Regions from separate parts of the Homo sapiens genome. Here region 2 is linked to region 1. A link is a contact called in ENCODE Hi-C or POLR2A ChIA-PET data. All regions are on one chromosome and are shown on one strand. Each heading gives the region's core, a stretch centred on a gene start or an enhancer-like site at or near the end of the contact. The rest is flanking DNA. Distances are from core to core; before and after follow the strand shown.

Region 1 (5,405 bases), core at 1,714-4,213:
GGTCACTGTTTTACCCATCTCATTTGCCCAAGGGAAATGAGGCAAGTTAAGCAAACCATTGCACATAACTAAGCGAGTTTGAACAGAGAAAAGTCTGACTCTAGAGGGGAAATGAATCACAGGCAATAAGCAGCCAGAACAAAAACAGCTTTATTTGGACAGAATGACACCACCAGCAGATGGACCGGACCTATATAGAGAAGGAGGCTCTGACACTGAGCCCTGGTTCTCCTGCAAAAGTGCATTCCAACTAGCTTGCCTGCGAGCAGCTAAAAATAAGAGCCAGAGAATGTAAGGGAATGAGAGAAAGGTGAGCTTCCCCGAGGAGCTTCTGGGGTGGGAAGTTTGGGGACTATCACCTGTCAGCTGATGCTCCCCAGGAAGCAACAAAGAGCCTGTCAAGAGAAATCTATCCTACTTAAACTGTGGGGTGCCTCCAGTGAAAGTTGAGAAGATGGAGATACCACAAGGACTCAGAGAGGAAACACAGCCTCAAATTAAGTGCAAACTCGATTAAAAAAAAAAAACTAAATAATCTACAGATATGGCTAAATCCAATGGCCAGCAGCACCAAGAGGAAGGTAAACCACAAATCAGATCCCAGGACAATAAGGTTCTCCATATGATACCAGTGAGGGCCAAAGGTGTGGGGGCAAACACAAAGGACCACTGTCTTTCAGTGCAGGGAACAGTGTCCCTCTCCTTACTGCTCCCAAAAGGAGCTGTGAGCACCAGTTAGGCTTCCTGCTGACCAGACAACACTGTTCATTCCCAGCAGCTCCCACCCTAGATGCCAACCATTGTGGACCTTGAACTCACATCCTCCAGGAGCCGTCCTTCTACCCGAAGCTCCCAGGAAGCCACCGTCCCTTCCCCATCCTCGGCATCTGACTTAGCCGGATTGAAAGTGTTAGAAATGAAAATTCGCAGCTTCCGTTTTTGCTGAGGAAGGCAGAAACAGGATTGATCGTGGGGCTTCAGTGGTCTGATGTTGAAGACAACGGTCTCCCCAAACCCCAAAATTACTCCTAACAGACTGGCTTACTGTCTACCCAGTCCCTTGGGTGGGTGGATGAAGATTCCATTTAGAAGAGGAGTACTGGCCATCAGCCTAAGTACAAGTGCATATAGTGGGATGCCAGGTGGACAAAGTCATGCAAGGTGCCAGGTTCCCAAGGTAGCAGAGCAGTTACAGCGAAAACATGGACAAGGGTATATTTGTAGTGCAAGAGACATCAAGAGCCCCTCCCCCTTTGCCATTCTGTTCTTATCCTCCTAATGTAATTCTCAGTTTGTAGGCGGAAGGGAGAGATGCAATTTAAATGCCAAGGAGAGTTGTGCTGTGCCTTTGATTTCTCATCCTAATTCTGCTGAAGGTTCCTGGGTCCTCTCCTTTGGCTCTCTGCCTAGTACTTTCCTGTGTTACCTTGATGGGACGTTTCAAGGCCTCTTGGATATCTAGCCGTTTCCTCATGATAGTCTGGTCCAGTTTCCTTTCAAAAGCCAAGAGATCCATATAGGCCTGGGATTCTGGTACCAGTTCACGAATCTTAGGAACAGAAAAATTAATTGAAATCTAGGATGATCATCTCTATACTCAAACTCACCACACTTTCCAGAAGACATATAGCCTGGACTCACCCTTTGAGGTAGAATTTTGTCAGCCATCTTCTTTTTCTTTGCACTGTTGGGAATAAATACTATTATCAGGTTGGGACAGAACTAGTCAGAACGTGAAAATAAGCTGTCAGCACGTCCATTTATAGTAATGTGAAGGGACTGCAAAGCTTCTCTCAAAGAACTACCACCACCACCACCACCACCAAGCATTCTCAAGGATGAGTTCTGTAGCACCATCTGCTGACACAGCACCACCACTTCTTGGTTCAGGTACTCCCACCACCTGTGTCCTCCCAGGCTCCCTCCCTCCCTCCCTCTGCCCCAGGATCATCTTACTTGTGGTTTCGATTTTGGACCGCCTGCTGCTGGACCTGCTGGATCTGCTGAGGGGCAGGTCTCTTGCGGGACTGATCCATCCCTGACTGGGCCAGGCCAGGTCGGACTGAAGGGTTCCCCCCATAGCCAGGGGGTCCCATGGAAGGTCCCTGAGGTGTCATTCGGCTGCCTGGCAACATACCTGGTCTCTACAGAGGGGAGAGGACCCAGAGATGTCATGGTTTCACCTGCTAAACCCCATCAAGAAAGAAAAGCAGGGAACGCCTGAGATCTTTGAATGAAGTAAGGTTTAGGGATGGAATGGAGGACAATGAGAGGAGAACCCTTTGCTCCAGTAGTGACTCCATAGAAAAACAGAGTCCAAAAGCTAAGCGAGAGCCAGATTATACTCAAATTCTCAGTCTATTTTGGATGGGACACATCGGACATCGCCAGTTCCACATTTACTCTGCTAGCTACTATCTCTTTAGAAGCTGACCTCAATTTGTCAGCTACACGTTCTGTGTTCCTCTGATCACTGGAGCTGCTCAAGCCCCTTTGCACTCCGGCCCTCATACAGGTATCCCTGGACCCACTTCACCCACCCAGGTTCTCTACCGACTCCCCAGGGAAACAATGCCCCTAGGAGCAGGTGTGTAACTGCCTCCCCCTCTCTTTCTGCGCACTGCCTCCCCCAACCCCCACCCAGAGCCCGAACCCCTCCCAAGGGAGTCCCTCCTACTTCTCCCCCCACCCCTGTCACTCCCATGTCCCCGCTCGGCCCCGCCCCCGGCCCGCGCGCCCCTCCTCCTGCCCCACTCACCGGATAGGCCGCTCCGGGCATCGGGGAGCGGTACAGCCCTTGACCCGGAGCCGGGCCCATTCGCACAGGAGGCCCCGGAGTTCCGCCCGGGCCCAAGGCAGCAGCCGCGCCCGCCCCTCCTGAGGCTCCGGCGCCGCCGCTTGGAGCCACAGACTGGAAACCCGCCCGGGCCGCCATCTTCCCGGAGCCGCCGATGCAGCCGCACAAAGAACCGGAACCGGAACTCCCCCCGCCCCCCGAGCGCCCCCCGAGCGCCCGCCTGTTCCCCCGGCCGGCCGGCCGGCACGGGAGGCTCAGGGCAGCGAGACTATGGGATAGAGCGGGGCGACTAGCGGAAAAGGCGTGCTGGCCACGCCCTCCCGCCTTCACGGTCCGGGAGGGAAAACCATAGAGAAGAGCTCTGCAATAGAGAGGCCGCGTGAGCGGGCGCCCCCAGGCCGACGGGAGGAAGACAAGGACCTGGAAAGGGGGACGGACCACAGCCTCAGCCCCAGTCTCAACCCCAACTCGAGCCCTCTGATGAAGAGGGGCTTGGAGTAATAGCTTCATCTTGGCGCATGGCGTTAACTTTCCAAAACGCTTTGACTGCTTTTCGTTTCGTTTTCTTACTGCTATAACTATCAGGGGCTGAGGAGGGAAACACAGTTTATTCCATTTTACAAATGGGAAAGCTGAACTCACAGGTGAATGACTTGGCAAAGGTCAACCAGCAAGTTAGCCATAAAGCCGAAGCCAAGATTCCAGATACCCTTGCTCATAGCCCGGGACTCATTCCACAGATAAAGTGCCTCAATAAGTACCTCACGTGGGAACTTCATCCTAACTTTCTCTCTGACCTAACCTGCTTCCGGATTATTATTTTTTATTTTTTATTTTTTTTTAGATGAGGTCTGTCTCTCTCTCGCCCAAGCTGGAGTGCAGTGGCACCATCTCAGCTCACTGCAACCTCCGCCTCCCAGGCTCAAGTGATCCTCCCAACTCAGCCTACCAAGTAGCTGGGACCACAGGCATGCACCACCATGCCAGACTGTTTTGTATTTTTGGTAGGGATGGGGTTTCGCCATGTTGCCCAGGTTGGTCTCGAACTCCTGAGCTCAAGCGATCTGTGCTCCTCAGCCTCCCAAAATGCTGGGATTACAGGTGTGAGCCATTGTGCCTGGCCTCAGATTTTTTTTTTTTTAAATATTAAAAAATAGGGATGGGGGGCTGGGCACGGTGGCTCATGCCTGTAATCCCAGCACTTGGGAGGCCCAGGCGGGTGGATCATGAGGTCAGGAGATCGAGACCATCCTGGCTAACACGGTGAAACCCCGTCTCTACTAAAAACACAAAAAAATTAGCCGGGCGTGGTGGCGGGCGCCTGTAGTCCCAGCTACTCGGGAGGCTGAGGCAGGGGAATGGTGTGAACCCGGGAGGCGGAGCTTGCAGTGAGCCGAGATCGCGCCACTGCACTCCAGCCTGGGCGACAGAGCGAGACTCCATCTCAAAAAAGAAAAAAAAAATAGGGATGGGGGTTTCACTATGTTGCATAGGCTGATCTCGAACTCCTGGCCGCAAGTGATCCACCTGTCTCAGCCTCCCAAAGTGTTGGGATTACGGGCATGAGCCACCGTGCCAGCCTGCTTCCAGATTTTATGATAAGTTCCAGTTTATCTTGAATTTTGACTCTGCTCTCTCTCTCTAAAGCATCCTTTGTATTGGGGATTCTGTTTTGGAACTTTGTTGCCTTTGACTTCTCCCTCTTTCCCTGCCCAGTGGTTCAAACTATTCCTGATATAATGGTCAGCCTGTCCCATCCCAGGGGGACCACAGTGTCCCTACTCAAACCTTCTCCTTACTCATCCCCTAATTGGCCCCAAACCAAGCTCAGCTTTAGGCACTTAGTGAGAATATCTAAATACTTTTTCAAATAAGAGAACAACACTGAAGAGGAGATGGTTGAAACCCAGTTTATTAGACCAGAGGCATGCGTCACCCAGAGCCCTGCCTGCTGTTCCCCTATCCAATGCACACTTTTTGGCCTCATTCCTGCTTCCCTCTGGGGAGGTATGATCTCTGAGGAAACTCTTAGGAACCAAGAGATTCCAAAGATCCTACAGCCTTACTCTCCAGCTCCAGGCCAATGCAGCTGCTCACAGGTCCTGTTCTGGGATTGAAGACCAAGACACAGCTAGGGAAGGAAGGCCTGAAGAGGGGTTGGGGCTCAGGCCTGGAAGGAGTGTCTGGTGGAGGGAGGGGGGGCAGGCCCTCCACCTCACTTGTCTCTCATTAAGATAGGGTGAGACAACAGCAGAGCTTTCAACTCCTCCTCTAGGCCTCTCTTTCCTCCCAAACCCACCTCACCAGAAAATAAAAGTGGTGGGCTTGGGTATCAGGTGAGGAAAGGGGGCTGGGCACCCAGAAGGAGGAAAGGCCACTGACTGAGGACCTCAGCTTCTGCCTGTCAGCATCCCACTGCCCCAACTTCAGGAGTCGCCAATCCCCAGCTCCCTTCTGTCTCTGACACACTTGGCTTAGTGTCCAGGGTAGACCTCCATCCCCTGGGTGGGGGCTATCTCTACAGCAACCCCTTCCCTGGGGATGCCACTGTCAGCTGGGCAGAGGGCAATGGGATAGGAGGAGCAGGGGAAGAGAATGTTAAGGCTGC
Region 2 (5,405 bases), core at 1,905-4,404, 170 kb before region 1:
CTAAGTAATGTAAAATCTTCTAAGTAAATGGTTGAATAAATGAGGGAGAACAAATCTTCGTTATAGAAGAATTTCAATTAATAAATGTAGAAAGGATGACAGTAACAGAAAATCACCATTAGAATACCAGTAATAATTGCCATAAGCAAGACACACCCATGAATGCTAAAATTAATGGGAAAAAGTTTAAGGAGAAACAGAGTCAAAGTTCTCCCTCATAATATTTATGAATTACAAAGGGAAAACAAATAATAACTTTACAGAGGAGAAACCTGATATACCACATTAACCATGTGATCAAGGCTAATGTCGTGAGTAATAAGACATCACATCAACATCACGTACCCTCTGATATGATGCACTGTGAAGGGAACATCAACTCTGGATTATTCCTTTCAAACATTTATAATCTCAATCTAATCTGAGAAAATATCATGTTTTTTAAAAAAACTTTTTTTTGTTTTGTCTTTTGAGTATTGCAAGATGTTCCAGGCTGATCTTGTATTTGCCCTTCCCCAGCTCTGGAATCAACCGCTTCTCCAAGGAGTCTTGATTCTATTTTATTGGAGAAACCAAGAAACCCAAATTGAGGAACATTCTACATAATATCTGACCAATACTTTCAACAATATCGAGGTCATGAAAGACAAGGAAAAGCAGAGTAACTGTCATAGATTGGGGTAGACTTAGGAAGACACGACAACTAAATGCAGTGTATGATCCTGAAACAGAAATAAGACGTTAATTAAAAAACTGGTGGAATTTCAATAAAGTCTATAGTTAATAGTATTGTACCAGTGCTCATTTCTTAGTTTTGCTAATTGTACTATGGTAATATAAGATAAAGCTAGGTGAAATGTATATGGGAACTCTTGTACTGTTTTTGCAACTCTTATGTATGAAATTGTTTCAGAATAAAAGGTGAGTGCTCACTTCAGTCATACATATACTAAAGTTGAAATGATACAGAGAAGATTAGCATGGTCCCTGTGTGAAGTTAACACACAAATTTGTGAAGCAGTCCATGTTTAAAAAAAAAAGTTTAAAAAAAAAAGGTTAAAGAACTATTAACTTCCAGCCAGGCACGGTGGCTCACGCCTGTAATCCCAGCACTTTGGAAGGCCGAGGCGGGCGGATCATGAGGTCAGGAGTTCAAGACCAGCCTGACCAACATGGTGAAACCCCATCTCTACTAAAAATACAAAAAAAAAAATTAGCCGAGTGTGGTGGCACATGCCTGTAATCACAGCTACCCAGGAGGCTGAGGCAGGACAATTGCTTGAACCTGGGAGGCGGAGGTTGCAGTGAGCCGAGATTGCGCCACTGCACTCTAGCCTGGGCGACAGAGTGAGACTCCATCTCAAAAAAAAAATAAATAACTATTAACTTCCAAAAAATGTTCAAGAATGTGAATTTAGTCACTATTTTTGTACAGAAATATAAATTTAGAAATGTAATTTTCTGAAAAAACATTATGTAGCAATGTATTTCATGTTGCTTTTATTTAAAATTCCCTTTGCAACTTGAAGTTTTTTAGTTTTTTTTTTTCTTTTAATTGCTCCCTTTTACCTGATGACATTCAAATTGGGAAGAGAGGTTGGTAGAAAAACTAAAACTCTACAATCTATTTCTTAAAAATAATGTTTTTCTTTTCTTTCTTTCCTTTCTTTTCTTTCTTTTCTTTACTTTTTTTTTTCTTTTCTTTTCTTTTTTTTTTTTTGACAGGGTCTGGCTCTATAGTCCAGGTTGAGTACAGTGGTGTGATCACGGCTCACTGCAACCTTAACCTCTAGGCTCAAGTGACCCACCTCAGCCTCTTGAGTAGCTGGGACCACAGACACACCACCATGGCCAGATAGTTTTCTGTATTTTTTCTTTGTAGAGACAGGGTTTCACCATGTTGCCCAGGCTGGTCTCAAACTCCTGAGCTCATGTGATCTGCCTGCCTCGGCCTCCCAAAGTGCTGGGATTACAGGCATGAGCCACCACATGTGGCCCATTTTTTCTTCATAAGTGAGTTTGTAGTTTTTACTTTGTTCTAATTTTTTGAGGCTATGTTCAGGAAGCCATACAGCTTGAATAAGTAACCATCTCAGGAGAAAAAAAAGAGAGGAGGCCACTGAGATCGGATATATAAGAACAGGATTTTATTAGTGGCTTGGGGAGGGCTGGTTGCAGGGCCAGCTCATTTATTTTTTGGTTTGGTTTGGTGGTTTTTTTTTGTTTTGTTTTTTTTGGTTTTGTTTTGAGACAGAGTCTTGTGCTGTTGCCCAGGCTGGAGTGCAGTGACACAATTTTTCTTCTGCCTCACCCTCCCGAGTAGCTGGAATTACAGGCATGCACCACCACGCCTGGCTAATTTTTGTATTTTTAGTAGAGACAGGGTTTTACCATGTTGGCCAGGCTGGCCTCGAACTCCTGAACTTAAGTGATCCACTCACCTAAGCCTCCCAGAGTGCTGGGATTACAGGCATAAGCCACCGCGCCCGGCTGTTTTTGTCCAAGCCTGGTTTCTGAGAGACAGTTTCCTTGGTCAGGAGAGTCTGTAAATGAATTTATTAGAATAGGTTTCTTGGAGCAGTTACCGGCCTCACCGTAAGCAACAGCTTGAGGAAGCAGATACCTGGGGCAGATTTCCCAGTGAGTCACTCTTCAACTTTTCAAGGACCTTTGTTCGAGAGATCTTTATCTCCAAGCTACAGCTTACCCTACCCTAGGACAATTTAGTGGCCCATCTCAAGCTACCTGGTTTGATAAAAGAACATTGATCCTGGGAGTTAGAACTCTAGCTCTAATACTAACCAGCTGGTGACTTTGGAAAATGATTGGAGCTTTATGCATCTCAGTTTCCTCACTGTAAAAAAGGGGATTTGGTTACTTGATTTCCAAGCTACTTTCTTAATGAAAAAAATCTGCCATTTGTATCTGAAACTGAAGGCATCTTCCTTCTCAGCAAACTGTTCCCCTTTCTATGTATACCATTTATTTGTCATGCAACGATCCTTCTAGTCTCTGAAGCTAAAAATCTGTGTTTATTTTTGTTATATGTTTCCTTTAACTCTTGCAGCCAACTGTCTTCCAATCCAGCAGTTCTTCCTTCACAGTTCATGTGGTAGTAGAATGCATATGACTGAAGAGAATGGGTTTTGGAGTCTGAAAGTCTGAAAATGGAACTCATATCTGAGAGAGACTGTGTGGGTGGGGAGAGATAATATACCTTTCTTTTTTTTTTTTTTTTTTTTGAGACAGAGTCTCGCTCTGTCGCCCAGGCTGGAGTGCAATGGCATGATCTCGACTCACTGCAACCTCTGCTTCCCGGGTTCAAGCAGTTGTCCTGCCTCAGCCTCCCAAGTAGCTGGGATTACAGGCGCCTGCCACCATGCCTGGCTAATTTTTTGTATGTTTAGTAAAGACAGGATTTTGCTACATTGGCCAGACTGGGTCCGGAACTCCTGACCTCAGGTGATCCGCCTGCCTCAGCCTCCCAAAGTGCTGGGATTACAGGCGTGAGCCACCATGCTGGCCCCAATACCACACCTTTAATGCAGGCCAATGAAAGCCAGTTACTACAATGGAGGGTATTCCAAGTGAGCCCAGGATAACTTTTAAGTTTCCCTGAAAGCAGGAATGATTATCTCTGATATTCACCACTCTGGGAAGATACTCACCACTATTCTCTTACTGAAAAATAATTTGTATGGGTTTTCAGCTAGGTGGTTCAGGGATTTTTCTAGCTGGTTTTCTACATTGGCTAAAAGTGGCGGTTTTAATCATTCTTCATTAATTGTAGTTGAAAGAAAATGGACTTTGGAATCAAACAGAATATGCGTTTGAATCCCAGCTCTGCTACTTTATAGCTAAGTGATCTTTGTAAAGTTAATATGTCTGAATCTCAATTTCGTTACCATAAATATAAGACAATAAAACCAATCCTGTAGAATGATTGTGAGGATTGAGATATATGCAAAGCATAAAGTTAGTGTCTTAAAATCTTCCAAGAGTCGGATTTCTAACTTTAGCTTTGAATTTGTAGTTTCCTATTGTATATCATTTGGATTTCTCTTGCTGACATGTATGTCTCAACATGTGTAAATCAACACTCATCATTTTCCCTCTTCTTTCTATATTTACTGTCTCTGTTAATGGAATCAACAGCCTTCCATCATTCGGGTTTGATGATGCCAGCTTTGATTCTCTTTTACCCTAAGTTCATTTTATTCTAAGAACTGTCAATTTCTCTCTTCCCACTTTTCCATTTCCACCTACCCTAATTAATTTACGAATTTAAACCTTGATTACCTCTCACTTAGTTTCAGGATCTTCTTGACTAGTAATTTAGACTCCAGTCTTTTTCCCTCTTAGCAAGTTGCACACTACTGCTGAATAATATTTTAAAATATGATGTTAGTCATGTTACATGCTTTTTCAGAAACTTTCTGTGTTCCACCAGAGAGACTGTGGTTAATCCACTACAGAGATCTTATCTTACAGGTGTGGATATTGAGGATCAGAAACTTTTTTTGTTATAAAAACCATGCATGTGCTAAGTAAATAGCACATAAGATTAGACCTAATCTCTGATCACTCATGGGTTACTTCTTCCCACTATTGAAATATGGCCCAAACTCCTTAGCATGGTTTTCTTCCCAGTCAGGCCCCATTATGTCTTTTTTTTTTTTTTTTTTTTTTTGAGACAGTTTCGCTCTTGTCACCCAGGCTGGAGTACAGTGGTGCAATCTCGGCTCACTGCAACCTCCGCCTCCCAGGTTCGAGAGAGTCTCTTGCCTCAGCCTTCCGAGCAGCTGGGATTACAGGCGCGTGCCACCACGCCCAGCTAATTTTTTGTATTTTTAGTAGAGATGGGGTTTGGCCATCTTGGGCAGGCTGGTCTCAAACTCCTGACCTCAGGTGATCCGCCTGCCTCAGCCTCCCAAAGTGCTGGGATTATAGGCGTGAGCCACCACACCTGGCCAAGTCTTGTCTATCTTCAACTTCTCTTGCACCTAGAGTTTAACTCACTCCCCAAAGGTGCTAATGCTATTCTCCTCCTTCCTCCTCCTGCCTTCACTTTGATGAAATTCTGCCCGTTCTTTAAGTCCCAAGTCATCTGATATCTTTTCCTTTCCCTCTCACAAAGCCAGAAAATCAGGTCTTGTATTCCTACACCACGCATAGCCTCTAACCACATTCTGTCTTGTACTATAAATATTTGTGTGTATGTCAGCAAGCACAGTAGATTATGTACACCATTCAGGCAGGGACATCTCCCTACATCTCATAAGAAGTAGTTATTCAATAGCCTGGTACCAGAGTCTATCAAAAATCATGTATTGATTCTCACGTTTATCTGTTTCATAGGTACTAATCACATTGCTAAGAAATAACATTATGCTTCTGTGAAGACA

Evidence for each region. Hi-C counts contacts between places; a loop is a spot of excess contacts on that map. ChIA-PET counts read pairs that join two places held with the same protein, here RNA polymerase II (POLR2A). Pooled maps may share reads with other maps.
Region 2: a loop to region 1 is called in a map with no recorded cell type, with 4 times the contacts of the local background. The contact joins the enhancer-like site here to the promoter of SMARCD1 in region 1. A Hi-C loop is called at or near these places in 1 of 37 single-sample maps with no recorded cell type and 4 of 50 pooled maps. POLR2A ChIA-PET finds 5 or more read pairs at or near these places in 8 of 52 experiments (A673, AG04450, HEK293 and 5 more).

The regions. Positions count from the first base shown.
Region 1 is chr12:50,082,900-50,088,304 of GRCh38, reverse strand. It overlaps SMARCD1 (SWI/SNF related BAF chromatin remodeling complex subunit D1), which reads right to left and starts at 2,963. Exons shown (of 13, transcript NM_003076.5): 1 at 2,759-2,963; 2 at 1,957-2,144; 3 at 1,642-1,684; 4 at 1,427-1,549; 5 at 820-942. The coding sequence starts at 2,935. It overlaps ASIC1 (acid sensing ion channel subunit 1), which reads right to left. Exons shown (of 12, transcript NM_001095.4): 12 at 4,694-5,405. RefSeq lists enhancers at 1,540-2,271, 3,121-3,380, 3,738-4,470 and a silencer at 2,611-3,050.
Region 2 is chr12:50,251,865-50,257,269 of GRCh38, reverse strand. The region is part of intron 1 of LIMA1 (LIM domain and actin binding 1); the gene reads left to right. It also overlaps the pseudogene RNU6-1093P. Among named protein-coding and RNA genes, the nearest start is that of MIR1293, 20 kb to the right of the region's middle. Within about 2 kb of position 3,154, at least 13 of the 41 ENCODE cell types and tissues checked have a DNase peak (open chromatin) inside an H3K27ac peak, as active enhancers do.